Linked DNA regions of Homo sapiens: region 2 is linked to region 1. Evidence: read pairs that join two places in POLR2A ChIA-PET (ENCODE). Cell type or tissue: GM12878. All regions are shown on one strand. Region 1 overlaps DDIAS (DNA damage induced apoptosis suppressor). Region 2 has its middle 26 kb from the start of LINC02951.

Region 1 (5,000 bases):
GAATCTGAACAACAGCCTTCAGCCCTAGACCTTGCCTCTCTGACAGAGCCTACCCAAATAAGAAGGAACCAGAAAACCAACTCTGGTAATATGACAAAACAAGGCTCTTTAACACCTCCAAAAAAAATCACACTAGCTCACCAGCAATGGATTCAAACCAATAAGAAATCCCTGATTTACCTGAAAAAGAATTCAGCGAGGCACCAGAGAAAAGCGAAGCCTGACGCAAGGAAATCCAAAAAACAATACGAGAAGTGAAGGGAGAAACATTCAAGGAAATAGCATAAAGAAAAACAATCAAAACTTCAGGAAACACTGGACACACTTACAAAAATGCAAAATGCTCTGGAAAGTCCCAGCAATAGAAATGAACAAATAGAAGAAAGAAATTCACAGCTTGAAGACAAGGTCTTCAAATTAACCCAATCCAACAAACACAAAGAAAAAAGAATAAGAAATTATGAACCAAGCATCCAAAAAGTCTGGGATTATGTTAAACAGCCAAACCTAAGAATAATCGGTGTTCCTGAGGAATAAGAGAAATCTAAAAGTTTGGAAAACATATTTGGGTGAATAATTGAGGAAACCTTCCCCGGCCTTGCTAGAGACCTAGGCATCTAAATACAAGAAGCATAAAGAGCATCTGGGAAATTCATCACAAAAAGATCATCACCTAGGCACACTGTCATCAGGTTATCTAAAGTTAAGACAAAGGAAAGAATCTTAAGAGTTGTGAGACAGAAGCACCAGGTAATCTATAAAGGAAAACCTATCCGATTAACAGCAGATTTCTTTGCAGAAACCCTACAAGCTAGAAGGGATTAGGGCCCTATCTTAAGCCTCCTCATGCAAAGCAATTATCAGCCAAGAATTTTGTACCCAGTGAAACTAAACATCATATATGAAGGAAAGATACAGTCTTTCTCAGACAAACAAATGCTGAGAGAATCTGCTACTACCAAACCACCATTACAAGAACTGCTAGGCTGGGCGCAGTGGCTCATGCCTGTAATCCTAGCCCTTTGGGAGGCTGAGGCGGGTGGATCACCTGAGGTCAGGAGTTTGAGACTAGCCTGGCCAACATGGTGAAACCCTGTCTCTACTAAAAATACAAAAATTAGCTGGACGTGGTGGTGGGTGCCTGTAATCCCAGCTACTCGGGAGGCTGAGGCAGGAGAATTGCTTGAACCTGGGGGGGCGGAGGGTGCAGTGAGACGAGATTGCACCACTTCACTCCAGCCTGGGCGAAAAAGCGAAACTCCGTCTCAAAAAAAAAAAAAAAAAAAAAAAAGAAAGAAAGAAAAAAACTGTGAAAAGGAGCTCTAAATCTTGAAACAAATCCTGGAAACACATCAAAAACAGAATCTCTTAAAAGCATAAATCATGAAGGACCTATAAAACAAAAACAATTTAAAAAGCAAAAACAAAAAAAACAAGGTACACAGGCAACAAATACCACAATGAATGCAATGGTACCTCAAATCTCAATACTAACATCGAATGTAAATGGCATAAATGTTCCACTTAAAAGATACAGAATAGCAGAATGGATAAGAACTCACCAACCATCTGCTGCCTTCAGGAGACTCACCTAACACATAAGGACTCACATAAACATCAAGTAAAGGAGTGGAAAAAGGCAGTTTGTGCAAATGGACACCAAGCAGGGGTAGCTATTTTTATATTAGACAAAAACAAACTTTAAAGCAAAAGCAGTTAAAAGAGACAAAGGACATTATATAATGATAAAAGGCCTTGTCCAACGAGAAATATCACAATCCTAAACATTTATGCACCTAACACTGGAGCTCCCAAATTTATAAAACAATTACTAATAGACCTAAGAAATGAGATAGACAGCAACACAATAATAGTGGAGGACTTCAATACTACACTGACAGCACTAGACAGGTCATCAAGACAGAAAGTCAACAAAGAAAAAATGGATTTAAACTATGCCTTGGAACAAATGAACTTAACAGATAATATACAGAGCATTTCATCCAACAACCGCAGATTACACATTCTATTCAACAGCACATGGAACTTTCTCCAAGATAGACCATGTGATAAGCCAGAAAACAAGCCTTAATAAATTTAAGAAAATTGAAATCATATCAAGCACTCTCTCAGGCCATAGTGGAATAAACTGGAAATCAACTCCAAAAGGAACCTTCAAAACCATGCCAATACATGGAAATTAAATAAGCTGCTCCTGAATGATCCTTGGATCAAAAATGAAATCAAGATGGAAATTTAAAAATTCTTCAAACTGAATGGCAATAATGACACAACCTATCAAAACCTCTGGGCTGCAGCAAAGGCAGTGCTAAAAGGAAAGGTCATAGTCCTAAATGCCTACATCAAAAAGACTGAAAGAACACAAACTGACATTCTAAGGTCACACCTCAAGGAACTAGAGAAACAAGAACAAACCAAACCGAAACCCAGCAGAAGAAAGGAAATAACCAAGATCAAAGCAGAACTAAATGTAATTGAAACAAAAACAAATACAAAAGATACATGAAACCAAAAGCTGGCTCTTTGAAAAGATAAATAAAATTGATAGACCGTTAGCAAGATTAACCAAGAAGAGAGAAAATCCAAATAACCTCATTAAGAAACAAAACGGGACATATTACAACTGACACCACTGAGACACAAAAGATCATTCAAGACTACTACAAACACCTTTACACAAGCTAGAAAACCTAGAAGAGATGGATAAATTCCTGGAAAAATACAACCCTCCTAGCTTAAATCAGGAAGAATTAGATACCCTGAACAGACCAATAATAAGCAGCAAGATTGAAATGGGAATTAAAAAATTACCAACAAAAGGCCGGGCGTGGTGCCTCACGCCTGTAATCCCAGCGCTTTGGGAGGCTGAGGTGGGCGGATCATGAGGTTAGGAGATCGAGACCATCCTGGCTAACACCGTGAAACCCTGTCTACTAAAAATACAAAAGATTAGCTGGGCATGGTGGTGGGCACCAGTAGTCCCAGCTACTCAGGAGGCTGAGGCAGAATGGCGTGAAGAGAGGTAGAGCTTGCAGTGCGCTGAGATCACGCCACTGCACTCCAGCCTGGGCGACAGAGTGAGACTCCGTCTCAAAAAAAACCAACGAAAAAAAGTCTGGGACCAGATGGATTCACAGCAGAATTCTACCAGACATTCAAAGAAGAATTGGTACCAATCCTTCTGACGCTATTCTATGAGATAAAGAGGGAACCCTCCCTAATTCATTCTATGAAGGCGACATCACCCTAATACCCAAATCAGGAAAGGACATAAGCAAAAAAGAAAACTACTGCCCGATATCCTTGATGAACATAGATGCTAAAATCCTTAACAAAATACTAGCTAACTGAATCCAACAACATATCAAAAAGATAATCCACCATGATTAAGTGGGTTTCATACCAGGGATGTAGGGACAGTTTAACATACATAAGTCAATAAGTGTGATATACCACATAAACAGAATTTTAAAACCAAAAATCACATGATCATCTCAATGGATGCAGAAAAAACATTCAACAAAATCCAGCATCCATTTATGATTAAAACTCTCAGCGAAAGTGGCATACAAGGGACATACCTCAATGTAATAAAAGCCATCTATGACAAACCCACAGCCAACATAACAATGAATGGAGAAAAGTTGAAAGCATTCCCTCTGAGAATTGGAACAAGACAAGGATGCCCACTCTCACCATTCTTCTTCAACATACTACTGGAAGTCCTAGACAATGCAATCAGACAAGAGAAAGAAAGAAAGGGCATCTAAATCAGTAAAGAGGAAGTCAAACTGTCACTGTTTGCTGACAATATGATTGTTTACCTCGAAAACCCTAAAGACTCCTCCAGAAAGCTGCTAGAACTGATAAAAGAATTCAGCCAAGTTTCTGGATACAAGATTAATGTACACAAATCAGTAGCTCTTCTATACACTAACAGCAACCAAGTGGAGAGTCAAATCAAGAATTTAACTCCTTTTACAACAGCTACAAAAACACACACACAAAAAAAAACCACACAAAAAAAACAAATTTAGGAAGATACCTAACCAAGGAGGCAAAAGACCTCTACAAGAAAAACTACAAAACATTGCTGAAAGAAATCATAGACAACACAATGAATGGAAACACATCCCATGCTCGTGGATAGGTAGAATCAATATTGTGAAAATGACCATGCTGCCAAAAGCAATCTACAAATTCAGTGCAATCCCTACCACCATCATTCTTCACAGAATTAGAAAAAACAATTTTAAAATGCATATGGAACCAAAACATGGCCTGCACAGCCAAAGCAAGACTAAGCAAAAAGAACAAACCTGGAGGCATCGCATTACCTGATTTCAAACTGTACTATAAGGCCATCGTCACCAAAACACCATGGTACTGGTATAAAAATAGGCACATAGGCCAATGGAACAGAATAGAGAACCCAGAAATAAACTCAAATACTTACAGCCAACTGATCTTTGACAAAGTGAACAATAGTGGGGAAAGGACACCCTTTTCAACAAATGGTGCTGGGATCATTGGCTAGCCACATGTAGGAGAATGAATCTTATATAAAAGCAACTCAAGATGGATTAAGGACTTAAATCTAAGACCTGAAACTATAAAAATTCTAGAAGATAACATTGGAAAAACCCTTCTAGACATTGGCGTACCCAAAAGCAAATGCAATAAAAACAAATAGCTGGGACTTAATTAAACTAAAGAGCTTTTGCATGGCCAAAGAACAGTCAGCAGAGTGAACAGACAACCCACAGAGTGGAAGAAAATCTTCACAATCTATACATCTGACAAAGGACTAACATCCAGAATCTACAACGAACTCAAACAAATCAGTAAGAAAAAAACAAGCAATCCCATCAAACAGTAGGCTAAGGACATAAATAGACAATTCTCAAATGGCCAAGAAAACACATGAAAAAATGCTCAACATCACTAATGACCAGGGAAATACAAATCAAAATCACAAT
Region 2 (5,000 bases), 200 kb before region 1:
TTTAGTGTTTATGTAGATCTTGATTTTTCCCACTGGATTATAAATCCCCTAAGAAATGAATGAACCTCCTAAAGGGAAGGGGAAATTCACATTTCTCTTTATGTTAGATAGTATCCCTACATCTACTCTGTGTTAGATTGTTTCTTATATACTTTATACACATTTAACTCCCATCTTTTGTTATAGATGTTATCAACTTTTTATAGACAAAGAAGCTAAATCCCAGAGAGGATAGTTGAATTGCCTAAGGTTGTATAGCATTGGAGACAGAATTCACATCTGTTCTAATGCCAAGCCCCATAATTATAGACCTTAATAGTTATAAAGATATGGAGGGGAGAATCCAGTGCTTGTTGCATAATCACCTTCCGCTGTTGTTATAATCTCTTAGCAACTGTCCTAAAGTGTTTAGTGCGTGTTTCCCAAATATTAAAAAGACATATATTCAATATGGGTTATAAGTAAAAAAGTATTCATTCTACTTTCCAAAAGCAAATATAGATTTATGTCAGAGAAAAGGAATAATTAATAATTATATTTTCAGGGAGGAGGGCAAAGGAGTAGAAGGGACAAAAGGGGAAAAGAAGAGGAAGGGAAGGGAAGCTATTTTGCTGACCTGAAATACTATTAATTTAATTTACAACACTGATGAACATGAACATGCAAGAAGCCTCATAAGAAACACAGAATTAGCTTCTGCCTGGAGGAAAGAGAAGGTCAGCAGACAAATAGGTCACAGATTACCAGGAAACACTGACGTTAATAGACTCAGGTGCCGTCAAGCATAGGAAGCATTCCAAAGACAGATGAGTTTCAATCAAAATATTAATAAAATAAAGAGTAACAGTAAGGAGAAAAGGGAGCCCATTGTCATTGCTGGTGAACTTCAGATAAGTCTGACAAACCAGCAGCTTTTGGAACTGAGTTTTATTTTTATTTATTTATTTTTAAGACGGTCTTGCTCTGTCACTCCAGCTGGAGTGCAATCACAGCTCACTGTAGCCTCAAATTCCTGGGTTCAAGCAATCCTCCTGCCTCAGTTTCCCAAGTTGCTGGAAACTACAGGTACATGCGGCCATGCCTGAAAAATGCTATTCAAAGAACTTGTGAAAGATTGGTCCATAAGAAACAGAGTGTGATAAGAAGAAAGGGAATGAATAGGACAGTTGTGGAACAGACAGGAGGAAAGGAAAAGGGGGAGGAGAAAATGGGGTTAGTGAAGAAGAATATCAAAGGTAAAGAAAAAATCAGTGCCGCATGTACCTGTAGTTTCCAGCAACTTGGGAAACTGAGGCAGGAGGATTGCTTGAACCCAGGAATTTGAGGCTACAGTGAGCTGTGATTGCACTCCAGCTGGAGTGACAGAGCAAGACCGTCTTAAAAATAAATAAATAAAAATAAAACTCAGTTCCAAAAGCTGCTGGTTTGTCAGACTTATCTGAAGTTCACCTGAGGTCTGGAGTTCGAGATGAGCCTGGCCAACATGGTGAGTCTCTACTAAAAATACAATAAAATTAGCTGGGCATGGTGGCGGGTGCCTGTAATCCCAGCTACTTGGGAGGCTGAAGCACAAGAATTGCTTGAACCCAGGAGGTGAAGGTGGCAGTGAGCCAAGATTAGGCCAATGTCCTCCAGCCTGGGCGACAGAGCGAGACTCCAGCTCAAATAATAATAATAATAACAATAATAATAATGATAATCAGACCATCTAGCAGATATTTTAATGTTGTATCTACTACATGCAAAAGACTGAAACTATATGCTCTCTGAGGATACAACAAAATAATAACAAATAACACCACTTTTTGAATGTTTACAAAGTGCCAGGTATTGTAATAACAGGTTACATACTTTTTTCTATTTTAACAGCTCACTGAGGTGAGGATCCCAGACTTGAGAAGTCAATTGCAGCTAGTTAGAGGCAATGAGGGATTTCTAAACCAGGCCTATCTGGTTAAGAAAAATGCACTTTCCTTCTCCTCCTGCCTTATCCTCCCTTCAATTTTCATAAGATTTTGAAAAGTGCATATACATATTGTGTTAATTATTAAAAAGGATACATATTTATTATAGGAAAATTGGAAAACACTGTTAACAAAGTAAACAAGTAGTAAGGTTTTCCTAATCTATGCTATTTTAAAGAAGTATAAGAGGCCAGGCATGGTGGCTCATGCCTATAATGCCAGCACTTTGGGAGGCCAAGGTGGGCAGATGACCTGAAGTCAGGAGTTCGAGACCAGCCTGTACAACATGGTGAAACCCCGTCTCTAATAAAAATACAAAAATTAGCTGGGCATAGTGGCGTACACCTGTAATCCCAGCTACTTGGGAGACTGAGACAGAAGAATCGCTTGAACCTGGGAGGCGGATGTTGCAGTAAGCCGAGATCCCACCACTGCACTCCGGTCTGGGCAACAGAGTCAGAGTCTGTGTCAAAAAAAAAAAGAAAGAAAAGAAAAGAAGTGTAAGAAAGAGCACTGCTAAAGCATGTAAGAAAAATCCTGTTCTTTCACTCTCATCAACATGGAGTATCAATCTTTAAAAAATGTCTGATGAAAGAAAAAGGAAACTCATTCTTTTAATTTGTGTTTCTCTAGTACTACTGAGGTTTTGTGGTTTCTCATGTTTTTGGCCTCTTCTGCTTCATGTGTGTGTCACACAAATATACCTGCTCTTCATTTTCTTTTGGAATGTCTGTTTCTTACTAATTTGCAAATTACGTTAAGAATATTAACATTGTCTATTATAGGTAGCGATTTTTTTCTAGTTGTTTTTGTTCTGTTTACAGTACTTTTTGACATAAGGAATCTTTTCATTCTTGTGTCATCAAATCTACTAAACTTTTCCCTTTGCATTTTCCTCTTTTGTTTTCTTCTCTTTGAAAAGGCTTTCTCCACCCCAAGATTGGCTGTATTATCTTCTAAAAAGCTGGGTTTTGAAGGAGGTAAGGGACATGGATTGGCCCAGAGGAGGAGGGAAGGGATTTGAGTATTCAAGGCAGGAGCAATGATGGGGCTCATGCAGCCAGATGTAGGGATGAGGCCCAGATCTGAGCAAATAGAAATTGGACTGTATCAGTCTATGGAAGACAGATAAGGCAAAGAAAATAGAAGGGCTGGGGTATCTTGAAGCCTCAGCTATGGAGCCTGGTATTGATTTGTTAAATAGAAAATCAAGATTTATGCCAGCTTTCCCCAAAGGGGAATCCCAGATGGGAAAAGGAGACTATATTAGGATACATTTGCTAGGAGGTGTACAGATGCAGGAAGCCAGAAGAGCTAAGACACTGTTGCTGCAATCTAGGCCTCAGGTGATGACATATTAAATGGGCAGGACAGACTGGAGAAATGGAATGAAAGAGGAAGAGGCAGATATGAGAAGTATTTCTGTAGGGAAGACAACAGAAAATAAATAACTGCAATAAAAACAAACCCAGAACTTTGTAACTGAGTACACTAAGAAGCATACAAAGGAGAGAGTTTTAAAGGTGTCTGATGTTTGGAGAAGTAGGTAAGATTTCTATGTTTCAATGGAAGCAGCTGGGTGATCTGGAAGGATAAACTGTGTCAGGAGCAATGCAAAGGAGGAAATCTATGCTTAGTGTTTGGATGCTCTTAATTTGGGCTCGGTGGAATATACACAAATATCTATCCCTCAGCTGAGAGGAGAGAGAGCAGCTCACTAGTTGAATGAATGAAACTTCAAATCCAGGAGAAAAACTGAGGTACTTGATTCTCCCTTCCCCAGCACATTACTCTGAGCAAGGCCTGTACTTGAAGAAGATAAAGCAGCTTTCTGTCTCCTTAGGGTGTTTGGAACTGACTAATTAATGAGCACAGGGCCTAGGCTGGGTGTGGTGGCTTACACCTGCAATCCCAGCACTTTGGGAGGCCAAAGTGGGTGGATCATGTGAGCCCAGGAGTTCAAGACCAGCCTGGGCAACAAAGTGAGACCCCATCTCTATAAATAAATAAATAAATAAATATCACAGAGCCTAAAAGGTGTAGTTATGAGAAATGACAACTTCTATGTTAGTGTCAATACTTGTGGTGAGATCCTGTAAATAAGGTTGCCACATAAAATGCACTGTAACATTTGAATTTCAGATAAGCAATGAAAATTTTTTTGGTGTAAATATAACTCAAATGTTGAATGGGACATATTTATACCTTTACAATTTTTATTCATTGTTTATCTAAAATTCATTTTAACCTTGGTGTCCTATATTTTTATTTGCTAAATCGGGCAACCATTCCTATAAAGGGAGATTCCAAAAGCCTCCAAGAGTATGGCAGTTAGTACCAGTGCTTGGTGGAAGTTGAGAAGTGGAAAACACAGCAGGAAATTTCAACTTTCCAGAGAAGAGAAGATGCCAGTGAAGCAGGAGGAAGGGATGATAAATACGACACAGATAAATTAACCAATTTGTGTTTCTTCAGCATCTGCTATGCATTCTGCTAGGTACTTTGGGGGCTTGACTCAAGGAGATTACAGTGAGTTGTAAATTAATTCCTATAGGCAGTCATTGTACAAATATGTATTGTGAACACACTATGTGAACATACTATGTGCTAGGTTCAGGCTTTGGTACTAAATTGTCAAATAAAGAAGATAGTGCTGGAGCTTACAAAAAAAAAAGGGGACACTAGACTAACTCAAGTAAAACATTCAAAGAACAATTTGAGGTGAAACCTATTTGGAAACTAAAAATGTGCCTTCTGAAGAGCATGCTGTTTCACCCCTGTAATCCCAACAGCTTGGGAGGCTGAAGCAGGATGTTCACTTGAGGCCAGGAATTTGAGGATATAGTGAGTTATGATTGCAATACTGTATTTCAGCCTGGGTGATGAAGTGGGACCTTGTCTCAAAAAAAAAAAAAAAAAATGTGTGCCTTTTAAGAGCAACTGGGTGAACTTGCAAGATGTGTCTCCTCTAAATCTGTGGCTTTGCTTAGCTTCAAAAAGCAGCCATAATTCAAAGGAACTGGCAATCAACTGAGG

Evidence for each region. Peaks named below come from ENCODE experiments on the same cell type or tissue, not always from the same donor. Only the 100,000 strongest peaks of a DNase experiment are listed, where the experiment ranks them.
Region 2: POLR2A ChIA-PET joins it to region 1 with 5 read pairs; 6 of 35 experiments call an interaction of 5 or more read pairs at or near these places.

Annotation. Positions count from the first base shown.
Region 1 is chr11:82,917,863-82,922,862 of GRCh38, reverse strand. All of the region lies in intron 3 of DDIAS (DNA damage induced apoptosis suppressor), which reads right to left. Among named protein-coding and RNA genes, the nearest start is that of DDIAS, 19 kb to the right of the region's middle. In GM12878, no CTCF peak of the experiment used is centred here; a DNase peak (open chromatin) is centred at 2,432; H3K4me3 peaks cover 374 bases; H3K27ac peaks cover 538 bases.
Region 2 is chr11:83,120,573-83,125,572 of GRCh38, reverse strand. No RefSeq gene overlaps it. Among named protein-coding and RNA genes, the nearest start is that of LINC02951, 26 kb to the right of the region's middle. In GM12878, no CTCF peak of the experiment used is centred here; no DNase peak of the experiment used is centred here.